Linked DNA regions of Mus musculus: all the other regions are linked to region 2. Evidence: chromatin loops called from intact Hi-C (ENCODE). Cell type or tissue: heart. All regions are shown on one strand. Region 1 holds the start of Mta3 (metastasis associated 3). Region 2 overlaps C430042M11Rik (RIKEN cDNA C430042M11 gene). Region 3 has its middle 12 kb from the start of Mta3.

What was found. Peaks named below come from ENCODE experiments on the same cell type or tissue, not always from the same donor. Only the 100,000 strongest peaks of a DNase experiment are listed, where the experiment ranks them.
Region 1: it touches region 2 in a loop (2.1-fold over the local background); 4 of 42 quality-filtered maps call a loop at or near these places.
Region 3: it touches region 2 in a loop (2.3-fold over the local background); 4 of 42 quality-filtered maps call a loop at or near these places.

The regions. Positions count from the first base shown.
Region 1 is chr17:83,703,558-83,708,557 of GRCm38, forward strand. Mta3 (metastasis associated 3) reads left to right here and starts at 2,627. Exons shown (of 17, transcript NM_001379391.1): 1 at 2,627-2,728; 2 at 4,842-4,909. The coding sequence starts at 2,701. In heart, no CTCF peak of the experiment used is centred here; DNase peaks (open chromatin) are centred at 1,094, 2,314 and 2,584; H3K4me3 peaks cover 2,429 bases; H3K27ac peaks cover 2,482 bases.
Region 2 is chr17:83,848,429-83,853,428 of GRCm38, forward strand. C430042M11Rik (RIKEN cDNA C430042M11 gene) reads right to left here. Exons shown (of 2, transcript NR_155491.1): 2 at 3,244-4,546. It also overlaps a transcript of Haao not described here. Among named protein-coding and RNA genes, the nearest start is that of C430042M11Rik, 3.5 kb to the right of the region's middle. In heart, a CTCF peak has its summit at 2,218 (motif pointing left); a DNase peak (open chromatin) is centred at 2,213; H3K4me3 peaks cover 441 bases.
Region 3 is chr17:83,691,863-83,696,862 of GRCm38, forward strand. No RefSeq gene overlaps it. Among named protein-coding and RNA genes, the nearest start is that of Mta3, 12 kb to the right of the region's middle. In heart, a CTCF peak has its summit at 2,531 (motif pointing right); a DNase peak (open chromatin) is centred at 4,119; H3K27ac peaks cover 504 bases.

The DNA.
Region 1 (5,000 bases), 140 kb before region 2:
TAGCTGAGGAAAACTTGAGTTTCTCCTTCCTGCCGTCTTCCTACCTTCACTTTCAACCCAAGGATTGGGTTTAGAAGCATAGGCTATCATTCTTGACTTATTTTCTGGTGGGCCTCTAACCCAGAGCTTCAGGTATGGTAGGATCTAGTCACATCTTAGTCAGCTATAACCCAGCCATGGAGCTCAGGCTAACCTCAAATTCCCCGTGCAGTTTAGGATAATCTTGAACTCCTGCTATTCCTGCCTCTACCCCCCAACTGGACTTTAAGAAAAACTTAGTGTGTATGTGTGCATGTATGTAGGCTATAATGGGCATGTGTGTATGTGTGTATGTGTGCATGTGTGAAGTCTATGATGGGCATGTGTGTATGTGTGCATGTATGAAGTTTATGATGGGCATGTTTATCTGTGCATGTATGAAGTCCATGATGTACATGTGGGGCTCTGTGGACAACTTTTGGGAATTAATTTTCTCTTTCCAATGTATTTGTTCCAGGGGTCGAACTTGTCAGCAAGCATGTTTACCTGCTGAGCCATCTCCTATGCACCTCCAGCCCTACTCTTGTTCATATTTATTACTTAAAAATAATGAGAAAGCCTTCTAAAACTTATGATCCATTTCTTTGAATTTTCAGGCGGCATTCTTAGTAGAAGACAGACTTTGCGGTTCATGCTGTTTGGGCCAGAGGGATTAGTTCTGATGCCGGAATACTATTCCAGGTGAACTATCAGCTGATGTGTGTCAGTTTAGAAATGGAGAGTGGTTTCAGATAAGTCACATTATATTTTCGGTAGGATCCCCAGTAAAAGAGTTATGATAAATGATAAATAACAGCTATACTGTCAGCATACCAGAGCTCTTTTGTTTTCTTCCCTGGGCCAGAAGGGCTGAGGACTCACAGTTTGCAAGCTACCAGCGAATCTGAGGCTTTCCAGAGTACAAAAGAATCGACAGACACCTGCTATTCTCAATATTGGATGCTAGAGGAGCTTCAACCAAAATGCAGTCTTCTTTTCCCGGGACAACTCCTACTTTGGCACAGCCCTTTAAATCAGCATCACCAGGCACTCCAACCCACAATACTAGGCCAATGTTTATTGTGCAACAAGGCCTGGGTGTAGTTTGGAATGCCTTGGCTTTCCTAAAAGAAGTTATGTGTTCATTGGGGAGAGTCAGTCAGGAAGATCTCGCTCTGTATCCCAAGCTGGCCACAAACTGGAGCGCCTCCAGCCTTTGCCTATGGAATACTAGGGTTACAGGTGTTTAGTACTATGAGGACCATCTATATTCAAAACCTCATAGAGGGTGTGAGGAACGTGAAAAGGGATCTATAGCTACTCAGCATGGGAAAACTAGCCACTTAAGAGCTTTCTGATGGGACAAGTGATCCTACACCTGTAATATAACCCAGCACTCAGGAGGCTGAGGCAGGAGGCTACAAGAGCCAGCCTGAACTGAGACCCGTATTAAAACAAGTAATGTTGGTGAGGTAGCTCAGTATAGCCAGGCCTGACTATCTGAGTTCAATCTCTACTCCTATGATAGACCTATACATATATATCTCATAGCATTCATGCCCTCACATGATAGATAGATAAATAGATGCATGGATGGATAGATAAGTAAATAAGTGTATTAAGAATTTAAAAACAAACCAACAAACATGAAAAGTTAGTTCTATAGTTAAATGACTAGCCTGTGCAAAGACCTGGCTTCAATCCCCATTAATGCAAAAAAAAAAAAAAACCAAAAAACCAAAAACGGGGATTGGGGCGAGGACGTGCTTTTTGACATAAAACTAGTTAGCTGACCAGCAACCCCAAGCTGTTAGACACGACCTCCTCCTTTTGATGGGGGGAAAACTGCGGATTGTGGAAACCCTGTTCTTCTACCGGCAAAGGAAGCCCTCTTGTGCTGAAGGCCTCCCCTGGTCAAAGCACACGCTGTACACAAAGCCTGTTTAGAGGCAGGGCTAGAGGATGTGTGTGTGTGTGTGTGTGTGTGGGGGGGGGGGTCGGTTTTGTTCAGCCCAGTTTTGGCACAGCCACGACTGACCTGCCAGTGTGGTCGGGGTGAGAAAGTCAGCTTCCAGTTCTTTTCATAGCTGGGTCTCAGACTTGAGCAAGCTGCAAGTACGTAGGGTCTTCTTGGCCCCAGGGCCTGTAGGCTCTAAAGCCACCAAACGTCCTCTCACCACGAGGGAGGGACGCAAACAAGCATCTGTCGCTTGCATTGGCTGCATCGGAGAGTTGTACCCAGAAGGGCGTTCGTGTGCTTGAGGTCACACATAGAGGGGTGTCCCTGGGGAACAGAAGCAGGAAAGGAGAACCTGTCCCAAGGTGGACAGGTGACGCGGGCGAGAGAGACGCTCGGAGTGGCTGAACCTCTGTCCCCACCCTGGTTCTTCCACAGCCCCTGACCCTGGTGTGCTACCCCGAGGCTAGTGCGGGTGGCCCCTGGGGTCTTCGGCCCCCCGCAGCCCGCCGCCCCGTTCCCGCCGTGCTCCGGCCTCCCGGGCCCGCTCGGCGTCGCTCTGCCGGCGCTGGGGGCGGGCACAGCCCCCTCCCTCGGTGTCCCCTCCCCGTCCCTCCCCCTCCCCCGTGGCGAGGCGGCGGCGGCGGCGGCAGCGGCGGCGGTCGAGGCTGAGGCGGCGGCGGCGGGCGGGGCTCGGCTCGGGCTCCGCGGGCGGGCGGGCGGACATGGCGGCCAACATGTACCGGGTCGGAGGTAGGAAGGCTCGGCCCTTCCCGGCCCGTCGGGGAGCGGGCGGTGGGAGCGGGGGTCCGGGCAGCGCACGCTTACTGCCAGCAGCCCGGGAGCCCGGGGCTGAGGGCGCCGCGGGCGGGGCGCAGGGGGATCCCCACCCCCACTCCCCTCCCCCACCGCTCCTGCCCGGCGTCTCGGGGCCAGGCCTCTTCTGGGGACACGCATCGGACACCCCCTTTACGAACGCCCCAAAGGGACAGAGCCCCTGCAAGCCCCCTAGCTGAGTGGTCTTTCCCTCGCGTGGCTTTTGGGCACGAGGGAGGGGGGCTTGAGCACCCCTCACCCCAAACCCCGGCTTCTGCCTCGGTGTTAGCGTGGGCTGGGGACGATGGTGGCCCAGGTGGGGGGCAGAGCTCGACAGGCCTGTTTGCAGAGCCCGGGCCCTGCACCGTCGCTGCTTCACCCCCCATTCCCTTCGGTTTCCCGTTCAGTCCCCCTGAGAGTGGGGCTGTGTGTGGGGCCAGGGAGCCGCAGCCCCAGGTAGGGAGTAGAGCTCAGCCTGGACGTTGGCTCTGCTGTCTGTCTTTCCAGCCTTCTGCAGAAGAGAGAGAAATAAGGTCAAACAAACTTTCCCTGCTCACGACGCCCTCCCTCCCTCCTTCCTGGTAAAATAATAATTCAGATAAGTGGCGTGTTTGTGAGTGAGACTTGCTCTTCCGTCTTTGCTCATTAGCCGAGCTCCTGATGGATGATGGTGGGGGAATGGCCTGGCTAAATGAGGCCACTTAGCAGCAGAGGGCTGGGAGAGAGCCGCCTAGGTAGACCGTGACTGTGCAGTCTAGTCTCTCAGGTAAACACATAGTGGGAAGTTTCCAGCCACTCTGTAGAGGAAAAATCCTGTACCTTTGGTTGAAAACTTGCCATGGTTTCTTTATAAGAAGGGTCTAAATGGAGTTGAATCAAATATAAAAAAAGGGGGGAAAAAAAACAACCCAACACCCAGCCCCTATTCCTCACCATCCCAGGTAGAGCAAGGAAAAGTTTGATACCTGCTTGCCCTTACACATTCTGCCTGCCGATTTTTTTTTTTAAGTTGATGTTTGAAATGAATTTGGGCTGTTAAGCCTTTCTTTTTCTCCTGATTTGTCTCAGGTCAACACTTTTATGTAAGAATCGTTGTTGAGGGCTGGTTGGATTGGAGGGATGAGGCGCTAGTGGGAGGCTGCGTTGATGAGCTCTGATACATAGTGATGAAGGGGTTTGCCTATCATGTTGTGGTGGGGTTGTTTGGTTGTTTGAGGCAAGGTGTCTACTTAGGCCTAGATGCCCTAGGATTCAGTCCTAGACCAGGCTGGCCTCACAGAGATCTGCTTGCCTCTGCTCCATAGGTGCTGGGATTTAAGACCTGTGCTTTTTGTTGTTGTTTGAGGCAAAGTCTTGCTATGTAGCACGAGGCTGGCCTCTGCTTTGTGATTCTCCTGCCTTTGTGTCCCACTCCCCCCAATTACAGCAAGCCATGCTTTTTTTTGTTTTTTTTTTTAAATTAAATAATTAATTCAAGGGTGACCACTGTGGCACATGCCAGTAAATTCAGCCTGTAAGTGTTGGGCCAGGAGGCTTAGGAGTTGAAGGCCAGTCTCAATTACTTCACCAGTTCTTGCCAGCCCGGACTGCTATTTTCAAAAAGAAAATGAAATGTAAGCAGGATGTGGTACGTGGTACATACCACTAATCTCCACTTGAGTGTGTGAGGCTGGGGGATGTTGAGTTAGTTCTAGATGAGCTTGGGCTACTTCGTCAGGGGTGGGAATTCTAGGACGGTGATAAACTTGGAACCGCTTACAGAGGCTGCCTTACAGTGGCTTGCCTACTTCCTAACGCATAGGGAATTGTAGCCCAAGAGATGGTGGCTCACCTTTAATCCCAGCTCTCCAGTCCTGGGCAGAGGCAGGCAGGTCTCTGCTGTGAGTTTGAGGCCAGTCTGGTGAACAAGGCAAGCTCTCTGAGACATGCCGAGCTATCTCATGTGACCCTGTCTAAAACAAAACGGAAAATAAACAAAAACAAGAAAAGGGCTCTGAGCTGTCAAATGTGAGCTCTTGGTTGAAAAGACCTGTGCGTTTTTTGTTTGCAGACTACGTTTATTTTGAGAATTCCTCCAGCAACCCGTACCTCATCAGACGGATAGAGGAGCTCAACAAGGTGAGTGAGCAGTGTGGCATCACCTGGCCAACACCGAAGCGCTTCCCCTTTAAGGGTTACTGGGTAAAGGGCCCGAGAGGTGATTTTTACT
Region 2 (5,000 bases):
CAGCTTTATCTTTTTGATTATTCACTTGGCATGTTTCAGCTAAGTATTTATTGAAGCATTTCCTTCCAGAACATTGTTTGGTACCTAAATAACTCAAACCTTCTTTATGTTTCCCATCTCCCCGTAGTCAAATGGGTGTAAACAAAACCCAGGCAATGCAGGGACCTATGACCTATGTGTCAGGCTTGTTTCAGGTGCTGTTAAATGGGGAGGAAGGGGGAGGAGTTAAGAAGGTAAGGAGAAGGCAATCGAAGTCACACCAAGGGGAGGGGCTGCTTGCAAACCAGCAGATGTTCTGACACTTCCTACAGAGGACAGAGTGGTAGTTACCCTGTATTTTAATTGATGCAATCAAACGACGTGAGGCTGTACATAGAATTTGAGGACATGAACACTCTAGATTCAAACTAAGATATATTTGTATAATCACTGTGAGAGATGCCCTCTACTTTGGACTATGTGATAAAACACTGTTCTAGGGTACCACGGGCAAGCCTCATTATTCAGATGACTTCAGTGTTAAGAAAATACAGTTCCCCTCTTACCCATGTGTTCTGCCATTGATCAGTCCCCGATTGACTGGGGCCTTCCAGATATTGATCCTTGGTCCTTCCAGACTGTACCTGTTTGTATTTAGCTGCTTTGCCTATTGCTGGAACAAAAAGGGGTTAATTTTGGCTCCCAGTTTGAGGGGGAAGTCATGGCGACGGGAGTTTGAGGCAGCCCATTGTATGGTATCAACGGGCAGGAGGCAAGCTGGATGCTGACCAGTGCTGATGTTCAGCTCCCAGTCGCCTTCTTACTCAGCCTGAAAGGCAGGCAGCTCACAGACTATCGCCACCCACAGTTAGTGTGGGCCTCCCCAGCTCAATTAACTAGCAACTCCCTCACAGATGTGTCAGGAAGCTCGTTTCCATGGTGATTGTAAATCCCATCAAGTTAATAATCAAGATCAAACATCAGGCTGCTCCCAGGTGCCACCTCTTTCCTCCGTATACAGGAGCTTATTTGTGCCATGGAATCAGAGGAAAACAGCATCTACTCAGGGCTCCGATCCCATCAAGGCCTTCCCACTGCTGGTGCGGTCCTGCTCTACCCCCCTGGATTGGGCGGTGCATGAAGACCTTTAGATGCCTCTAAGTTTGGCTGAACATGGCTGTTGATAACAAGCTGATCCCTTAGTCCCTCAATAGATTGAGCTAGTGTGTCAGCAGCTCAGACCTGTTGGTCTGTCCGTCTGTCGGTCTCCCTCCCTCTCTCTCTCTCTACCTCCTTTCATACATTCATTAAGTATTTAAGAACAAATAGATTTCTATGAATAAAAGAAATGCTTCATGGGCTCTACTGGTGAATGGGAGTGGGTTGGGGGTGGGGGGAGGGACACAGGCCACGCCCACAGTCTTCTACAGTACTCTCACAGCACAGTCCAGTTCTGTAATCCTAAGTGTGGGGGGTATTTCTCCCACTAGCACACAGGCAATCAGACTACAGCAGTGCCTGGGGTGGGGTGGGGGCGGCGGGGGACATCGTCATTCTGACCCTTCTGCATGGCTATAGCATTAGACCCCACAGGATGAGAACTCAGTCCCATGAGACTGTCCCCGACTTCAGACCAGCTGCTAAGAAGGAATTTTGGTTTCTTCCTTTCCTTTCTTTCTTTTCAGGTGTGTTCTGTTTGGTTTTAACTTTTCTTTCCTTTTTATCTATTCTTCTCTCACACAGTAGATGGAGACCGCAGTTTTCCTTCACTCCACTCCTCCCAGTCCCCACCACCGCCTTCCCTCTTCCCCAGCTCCACTGCTCCTGTTTCCCTTCAGGAAAGGGCGGGCCTCCCAGGGATATCAACTGAACACGGCTTAACAAGATGCAATAAGACCAGACACAAATCCGCCTATCAAGTCTGGACAAGGCAGCCGAGGAAAAGGGTCCCAGGGGCAGGCAAAAAGCACCCAACTTTCACTGATACAAGTCCACAAACTCCCAAGCTAACCAGCAGAACATATGAGCAGAGGGCCCTGCACAGACTCATGCAGGCTCCATGATCGCTGTTTCAGTCTCTGTGAGCCCCTACGAGCCCTGCTTAGTTGATTCTGCGGACCATCTTCTTCTGGTGTCCTTAACCCCCTCTGACCTCCAATCAACAACTTGGGATTTCGGAGGCTGGTTCTTGGAAGATTTGTAGTTGCTGAGCGTCTCCACTGGCACGCTGCTGCCCCCTTGTGCAGAAACCTGAGATAGCATCCTTGAGGATGAGAGGTTGAACTGCAGGCTGTGGCCAGAGGCCTGCTGTATAAGTCTGCTTAGATGCCCCAGTGGAAGATGTCTGAATGTAGTTCAAATCACTGCCCTTATGCAAGCGAAATGGCTACAACTGCAGGTCACTGAATTGGGGGTGGCGTGTCACACTCCAGTTAACCGAGACTACAGGCATAAGGGTTCCCATAGCCGTTTAGTGTTGTTCTGTTTTAAGTGTACTGAAATAGACCTGAGACATGAGCACAACGGAACATGTGAGTGGCACCATTTCGACTTCAGAGCCCAGCACGTAGGCCCCCACAGCTGCCAAAGAACTAGTCCACTGAAGATCTAGTCTGGACTGTCAGGATCTGGGGAAGTCCCTAAATGTCCTAACCTTGCCTTTTGGCTTCTATAGTTCTACTTTCACTAACTGTTCTTGCTAAGTGAAGTGTGTCAACCAGGATGTGATGTCTGTGCATAAAGGGCAAGAACAGAGCATCTTGGGCTGCATGATTTGAGTTAGTTCCCCTGCAGTCACTGGCTGGCAATCCTTCTACCGTGCTTTAAGAGTATCTGTGTGGGCTGGATCTAGGCCTCCCTGAACATATGTAGCAGATGTGCAACTTGGTTTTCATGTGGGTCCTGAACAACTGGAACGGGCGATGTCCCAAAAGCTGTTGCCTGTTCATGGGATATGCTCTTCTGCTGGGCTGCCTTGTCTGGCCTCAGTGGGAGAGGTTGTGCCAAACCCCACAGAGACTTGATGTGCCTGGGTGAGGGGGATACCCAGGGGGTCCCCACTAGCTCAGAGGAGGAGGGGGTGAGAGGATGGGGAAAAGGATTGTGGGAGGGGATGACCAGGAGGGTGGCAGTGAACAAGATGGAAAATTAATTTTAAAAAACAGACTCTCTGTGTATTCTCTGGTGGAATTACCTCTGAACAATATCTCTCATGAATGGTACATAGCTGAAGTTTAAACAAATCTGGTCTGACAAGTCTGGTATTTAGTAGCTGGGTCCGCACATTTCATATTTAATCATTGATATAATTGTGTTGAGGAAAGGAAGAATTCCTTAGTCCTATCATAGGAAGTAGAGTTTAGTTGAACAAAGAAAACAATACAACAATGACACTGCTCCAAGAACAGAACAGGTTCTAAGAACGGCAGCCAGCGCTGAATTCTGAAGGTGTCTGCAGAGCAAGAGAACTGACACATACACACAGGACTTAATAGTTAGCTGCTCAGTCCATTTCAGGGTCTCCAGGAGCCAATGATTCGCAGATCCTGCCTTTGAACTTTCCCGACATTTGCTTGGTGTACTGAGCAGATGCTGGACTCCACTCCGAGTCCGTGGTCTTCTGCAGATATTGCTGGTGGCACCTATGCTAACGTCTTGTTTTGGGTTTTCCATTGACTAGACTCAGCTGGTTTTTCTATTGATGCTATGACACAAAATTAGTGGTGTCAAAATAATGCTAGTAAGCCAAACCTGGTGGCAACAGACTATAGCTACTGGAGGCTGAGACAGGAGAGAAAATTCAAAGCTATTTGTGCTGAAGAGGAAGCCCAAGGGCCTGAGCAACTATGGGAGACTATCTCTCAGAAAAAGAAGAAGAAGAAGAAGAAGAAGAAGAAGAAGAAGAAGAAGAAGAAGAAGAAGAAGAAGAAGAAGAAGAAGAAGAAGAAGAAGAAGAAGAAGAAGGTTAAGAAGAAGGTGTATTCGTCACGGTTCTCTAGAGCAGAACTTATAGAATGAATCTCTCTCCCCCCTCTCTGTCTATCTACTTTTCTCTATCTATCTATCTATCTATCTATCTATCTATCTATCTATCTATCTATCTATCTCATATATATACATATATATATGGAGAGAGAGAGAGAGAGAGAGAGAGGCTGTTGTCCAGCTAATCAAACAACAATTGACCATGAACATAAAGCCCAAGAATCCAGTGGTTGCTTGGTCCACAAGGCTGGATGTCTCAGCTGATCTCCTGTATCTGCCGGAATCCCGCAGAAGTAGGCGGCGCTAACGCCAGTGAAGGGATGGATGTGCTCGAGAGGCGAGGGTGAGCAGGCAAAGAACGAAAGCTTCCTATGTCGTCCTCTTCCATAGACTTCCAGCAGAGGGTGTGGCCCAGGTTAAAGGTATGTCTTCCCACCTCAAGATCCAGATCTCACCTCAAAGCTGGTCTAGAAGTAGATTCATCCACTACAAAACCAGCGGAGTCATCTCCCATAGGTATGTCCTCCACTTCTGGATGATTGCTCATTCCGGGTATCATCAAGTTGACAAACAGACATGGCTACTGCAAAGGGCAGGGTCGAGATGGATTAGAGGTACAGACGCTTGTCACTGAGCTGACGACCTAACGTCCTTCCCTGGGATCCGCAGTGATGGAAAGAGAGAGCTGATTCCTCACAATCGTCATCTCACCTCCAAACTCACTCCGTGGGGCAAAAATAAAAAACCAAATTAGATAAATGTATATATTTTTTATTTAAAATGGCAGGGGATGCCTTTAATCCTAGCACTTGGGAGGCAGAGGCAGGCGGATTTCTGAGTTTGAGGCCAGCCTGGTCTACAGAGTGAGTTCCAGGACAGCCAGGGCTACACAGAGAAACCCTGTCTCAAAAAACAAAAAACAAAACAAAACAAAACAAAAAGGCAGGGGATATAGCTCAGAGATAGAACACTTGGCTATTATTCATAATGCCTTTGATTTAATCCCCAGTCCCGAGAGACAAGACAAGACAAAGCAA
Region 3 (5,000 bases), 160 kb before region 2:
AGAGGTCACACAGGGAGGGGAAAGGCAACAGGAAAAAGCTAGATTAAATGACAGCTGGTCAGCCAGAAGGGTCGGCACTGACCTGTAGCCCAGAGCATGTAAGAGGTGGAGGCGAGAGGGTAAGAAACGCAAGGCCCAACTTGGATATATAAGATCCCTACTTCAACAGCAACAACAGCGAAAACAAAACCAAAAGCCCAAAGCCAGTTCTTTTTTTTTTGTTTTGTTTTGTTTTTTGTTTTGTTTTGTTTTGGTTTGGTTTTTCAAGACAGAGTTTCTCTGTAGCCCTGGCTGTCCTGGAACTCACTCTGTAGACCAGGCTGGCCTTGAACTCAGAAATCCGCCTGCCTCTGCCTCCCAAGTGCTGGGATTAAAGGCGTGTGCCACCACTGCCCGGCCCAAAGCCAGTTCTTGAGATGAGTCAGTGCGTAAAATATTTGCAAAGTCCAACCACCTGAGTTTAATCTCTAGAACCCACGTGGCTGAAGGAAAGAACATATCTCTCAGGTTGTCTTCTGATGGCCATACTGTGTCATGGAACCGGCATACATACAAAGACACAGAACACATATATTAGCGGTTTGGGGTTTTGTTTGTTTGTTTTGTGTTTTGTTTTTGTTTTTGAGACAGGGTTTCAGGGTTTCTCTGTGTAACCCTGGCTCCCCTGGAACTCTCTTTCTGTAGTGGAGGCTGGCCTAGAACTCACAGAGATGTACCTGCCTCTGTTTTCTAAGTTTTGTGATTAAAAGTGTGAGCCACCACTGCCCAGTGTGTTTTTATTTATCTTCTTATTTATTTAACCGAGAAAAAAAGATGGCAGGTGGTTGTTACTTGTAATTCCCTTACATTTTGTATTTCTTCAAGTCTAGAGAAACTTGGATTTTCTTATTGGGGGACTTAGCTCTATGCTCCATCTGCTCTGCCTTGGGCCCCTTTCTGTATCTGTAGTGGTTGGAGGTCAGCTTGTATGTCCTGTGGAATCAGGAGAATTAAGACAAGAGGGTTGGTGAGCAGTTGGCATTTACCCCATGATTCTGAAAACAGAAGGGCTTTTATGTAGGAGATGGACAAAAACAGTAGAACATGTAGCCCAGGCTGTGATGGTTGATTTTGATTGTCCACTTGACACAATGTGGAATCACTTGAGAAGAGACTCCATGAGGGACTGTCAAATCAGGTTGGCCTTGGGCCTGTCTGTGGAGGATTTTGTTGGTTACATTAATTGGGATGGAAAGACTTGCCCACTATGGGTGGCACCATTCCCTAGGTAGGGAAGTCTTACCCATTATGGGTGGCACCATTCCCTAGGAAGGGCATTCTGAGCTGGGTAAAAATGGAGCACTTGAGCTGAGCATTGGCCCATGTGCATGCATTCATTTGTCTGCCCTTGACTGTGGTGTAATGTGACCAGCTGCTTCAGTTCCTGCCATTTTGGCTTGCTCACAATGATAAGCCATAATGTGCAGTTATGAGCCAATACATACATACATACATACATACAAATAAAAAAACAAAACTCTTTCTCCTTCGTGTTGCAGTTGCTAGGGTACCTTATTATTGAAACATGAAACAAAACTAAAACAACAGCCAAGGGTGTCCTTGAGACAGTCATTTTCCTTTTTTCTATTTATTACTTTATTATTATTATCATCATCAACAACAACGATAATGACATACATTCTCGCTATGTAACTCTGACTAGCCTAAAACTCATAAAGTTGACTTGCCTCTGCCCCCAAGGGCTGAGATTGCAGGTGTACCCCACCACTGCCCAGTTAAGAATATCTCTGAGACAAGGAGATGGAGTTCCCTGGGCAAGGAAAACACAGCCAGGGACATAACTTCAGCTTGGCTTCGTCTCCCAGTATCATTCTCATATATTTTCCAATCCTTACCTCGGCCCGCGACAAGCCCACAGTTCTGCTCGGAAGCGCCCTTGACCAGGAGCCCCCAGCCTTCCCCTCCAATCTGATGGTGTTTACTAGATCCTCCGCCTTGAAGTAGTTTGTGGTGCTGTCTGCCTTTTGAAGAAAAATGGTTTTTGCCTCAATTCCTCATTCCTGTTTAAATATTTAGTTTAATCAGCACAGGCCCAAGTGCCTTTCCATTTCCCTGGGTGCCTGGGAGCCACACTGACGTCGGAGTCATAAATAATGCATCTAACCCCGAGGAACACGCCACTGGCTGAGGGGTTCCTCCATTCCTCGGGTCTCTGAGCCCGCCCTGTCCTGCTTTGGGGAGCTGTGGTGCCCTCATGGAGAAGCTCCAAGGCTTGGGCTTCAAGGCTGCTGCCGCAGTCACAGTGGCTCTGGCCCAGGTCTGAGGGACCTTTTCGGGAGTGTGGGGCAAGTTAGCTGGTATTGGTAGAAATAGGAATGTTCAGACCTGGAGGGAGATTTGAGGGCCACTTAAACAAGGCCCACATTAGGCTCTGAGTGCCAGGGCACAGGGAAAGAAAATCAGACGACATGGGAATCCACCAAGGTTAAGGACAAAAGAATCCATGAAATGCTGCAACCTTCTTCCCATCTTAAGAACTCTAACATAGCCTGTAGGTGGTGGCGCAAACCTTTAATCCCAGGATTTGGGATTAAAAAACTCTAACATGGCCTCCACCCTCCATTCTGAGGTCACTGTTGAAGTTACCCGGCATCGTCTGTCCCCTTCTATAGAAAGGATCCAATAGTGGTTTGGTTTGATTTCGACTGGACAGGTTTTGGCTTACACCTTAGCCAATACCCCCGAAAAGGTCGAAGTGCCTCCAGGTGCCCTCCCCTCCCCTTGGAGCCTGGCCTCTCATCTTGGTGTTAGTTGGTTGGTCGCTTCTAATGATTCGCCCCTGGTATGAATGTGTAACAACAGCATCTTGGAGGCAGCTCTGTAATACAGTTTTTATCTTCCTCAAAACTTTGCAGAGATAAAAGGAGACAAAAACAATGATTTATTTATCCAGAAGTTCAAAGTTTAGCTTTGAGTTCTCAACAATTTTTAGTTCTTTTTAAGAATCAAGAGAACAAATAAACTGGCCTCTTTCTCTACAGAAAGAGCAGCCACTGTCAACCTACAGATAAAGATAAAAGGAGCAGATGAGATGAAAGGGACACCTTCTAGTCTCTGTCCCTCTGTTTGACTGGAGGTGGGAGGATTAAAGAACCTCCCTCCCTGTCCTTGGAGTCAAGGCTAAAACCCACCATTTATTTCCAGCTTCCTAGTACCAGAATTAAAAACAAAAGAAGGTCCTGGGAGTTGGTTGAGGTGACAGATGTCAACAATCCCATCCCAAGGCAGGCTGGGGTATGCTAGAGGCTAGGGTAGACAATTTAGGAAGAGCTTATTTTGTTTTGTTTTGTTTGTTTGTTTGTTTGTTTGTTTTTCCAAGACAGGCTTTCTCTGTGTAGTCCTGGCTGTCCCAGAACTTACTCTGTAGACCCAAATGGTCTGGAACTCACAGACATCTCCCTGTCTCTGCCCCTTGAGTGCTGGGATTAAAGGCGTGTGCTGCCGCCGCCGCCGCCACCACCACCACCACTTGGCAGTCTATTTTGTTTTTTGAGACAAGGTCTCACTGTGTAACTTGGGCTGGGCTAGAACTTGAAATGGAGATGAGATTGGTCTCGAACTCAGAGAATTGCCTCAGAGAATCCTCTGGAAAGAGGACCAAGGAAATTCTACACCTGTTTTATGTGGTTGTGCTTTAAACTAAATTTAAAAAGGAGGAGGAGGAAGAGGAGGAGGAAGAGGAGGAGAAGGAAGGATAGGGATATAGCTTAGCAGTTGAGCACTAGCCTAGGATACATGAGACTCTGGCTTTGATTTCTGACCCTGGCCTTCTCCAAAATGTATGTGTGTACATTTATAGCCTATCTTTAAGGAGAGAGACAGACAGACAGATGCACACACACACACACACACACACACACACACACACACACACACACACAAATAAATATCCATTCACAGCCAGGGATACATAGCAAGACACTGCCTCAAAAGCAACAAAAACAACAACAGAAATCATTTGAACCCCATCCCATTGCACTTAGAATAAAAGCCAAGCCTTTCTGAAGCCACCAGGCTGTGTGTGACCCAGACCCTAGTCACCACTTCCTCTTTACCTCCTACCCACATAGGCCCAGCAGCTTCCAGTGTGGGGACCTTGCAGGCGTGTCTCAGGGCCCTGGACTCTCACTGAGGTCTCTGTTGAGTTCTTACTTCGTATTAGAGGCTTTTCTTGATCACACCAACATTTTGTTTTTATTGAATATTTTCTTTATTTACATTTCAAATGTTATTCCCTTTCCCACTCCCCCTACCCCTGAATCCCACTATCCCATCCCTCCTCCCCTCCTTCTATGAGTGTGTTTCCCTACCCACCCACCCTCTCCTGACATTCCCCAATACTGGGCCATTTTGCCTTCACAGGACTATGGGTCTCTTCTCCAGTTGATGCCCAACAAGGCCATCCTCTGCTACATATGCAGCTGGAGCCACAGGTCCCTCCATGTGTACTCTTTGGTTGGTGGTTTAGTCCCTGGGAGCTCTGGAGGTAGGGGTTCTGGTTGGTTGATATTGTTGTTTTTCCTATGGGGTTGCAAACAGCTTCAGCTCCTTTAGTTTTTCTCTGACTCCTCCACTGGGGACCCTGTGCTCAGTCCAATGGTTGGCATCCACCTCTGTATTTGTCAGACTCTGGCAGAGCCTCTCAGGAGACAGTTAGAGATCAGGGTCCTGTCCGCAAGCACATCTTAGCATCCACAATAGTGTTTGGGTTTGGTGATTGTTTATGGGATGGATCCCCAGTTGGGGCAGTCTCTGGATGGCCTTTCCTTCAGTCTCTACTCCATACTTTGTCTTCATATTTGCTCCCATGAGTATTTTGTTCCCCTTTCTAAGAAGGACCAAAGCATCCACACTTTGATCTTCCTTCTTCTTGAGGTTCATGTGGTCTGTGAATAGTATTTTGGGTATTCCAAGCTTTTGGGCTAATATCCACTTATCAA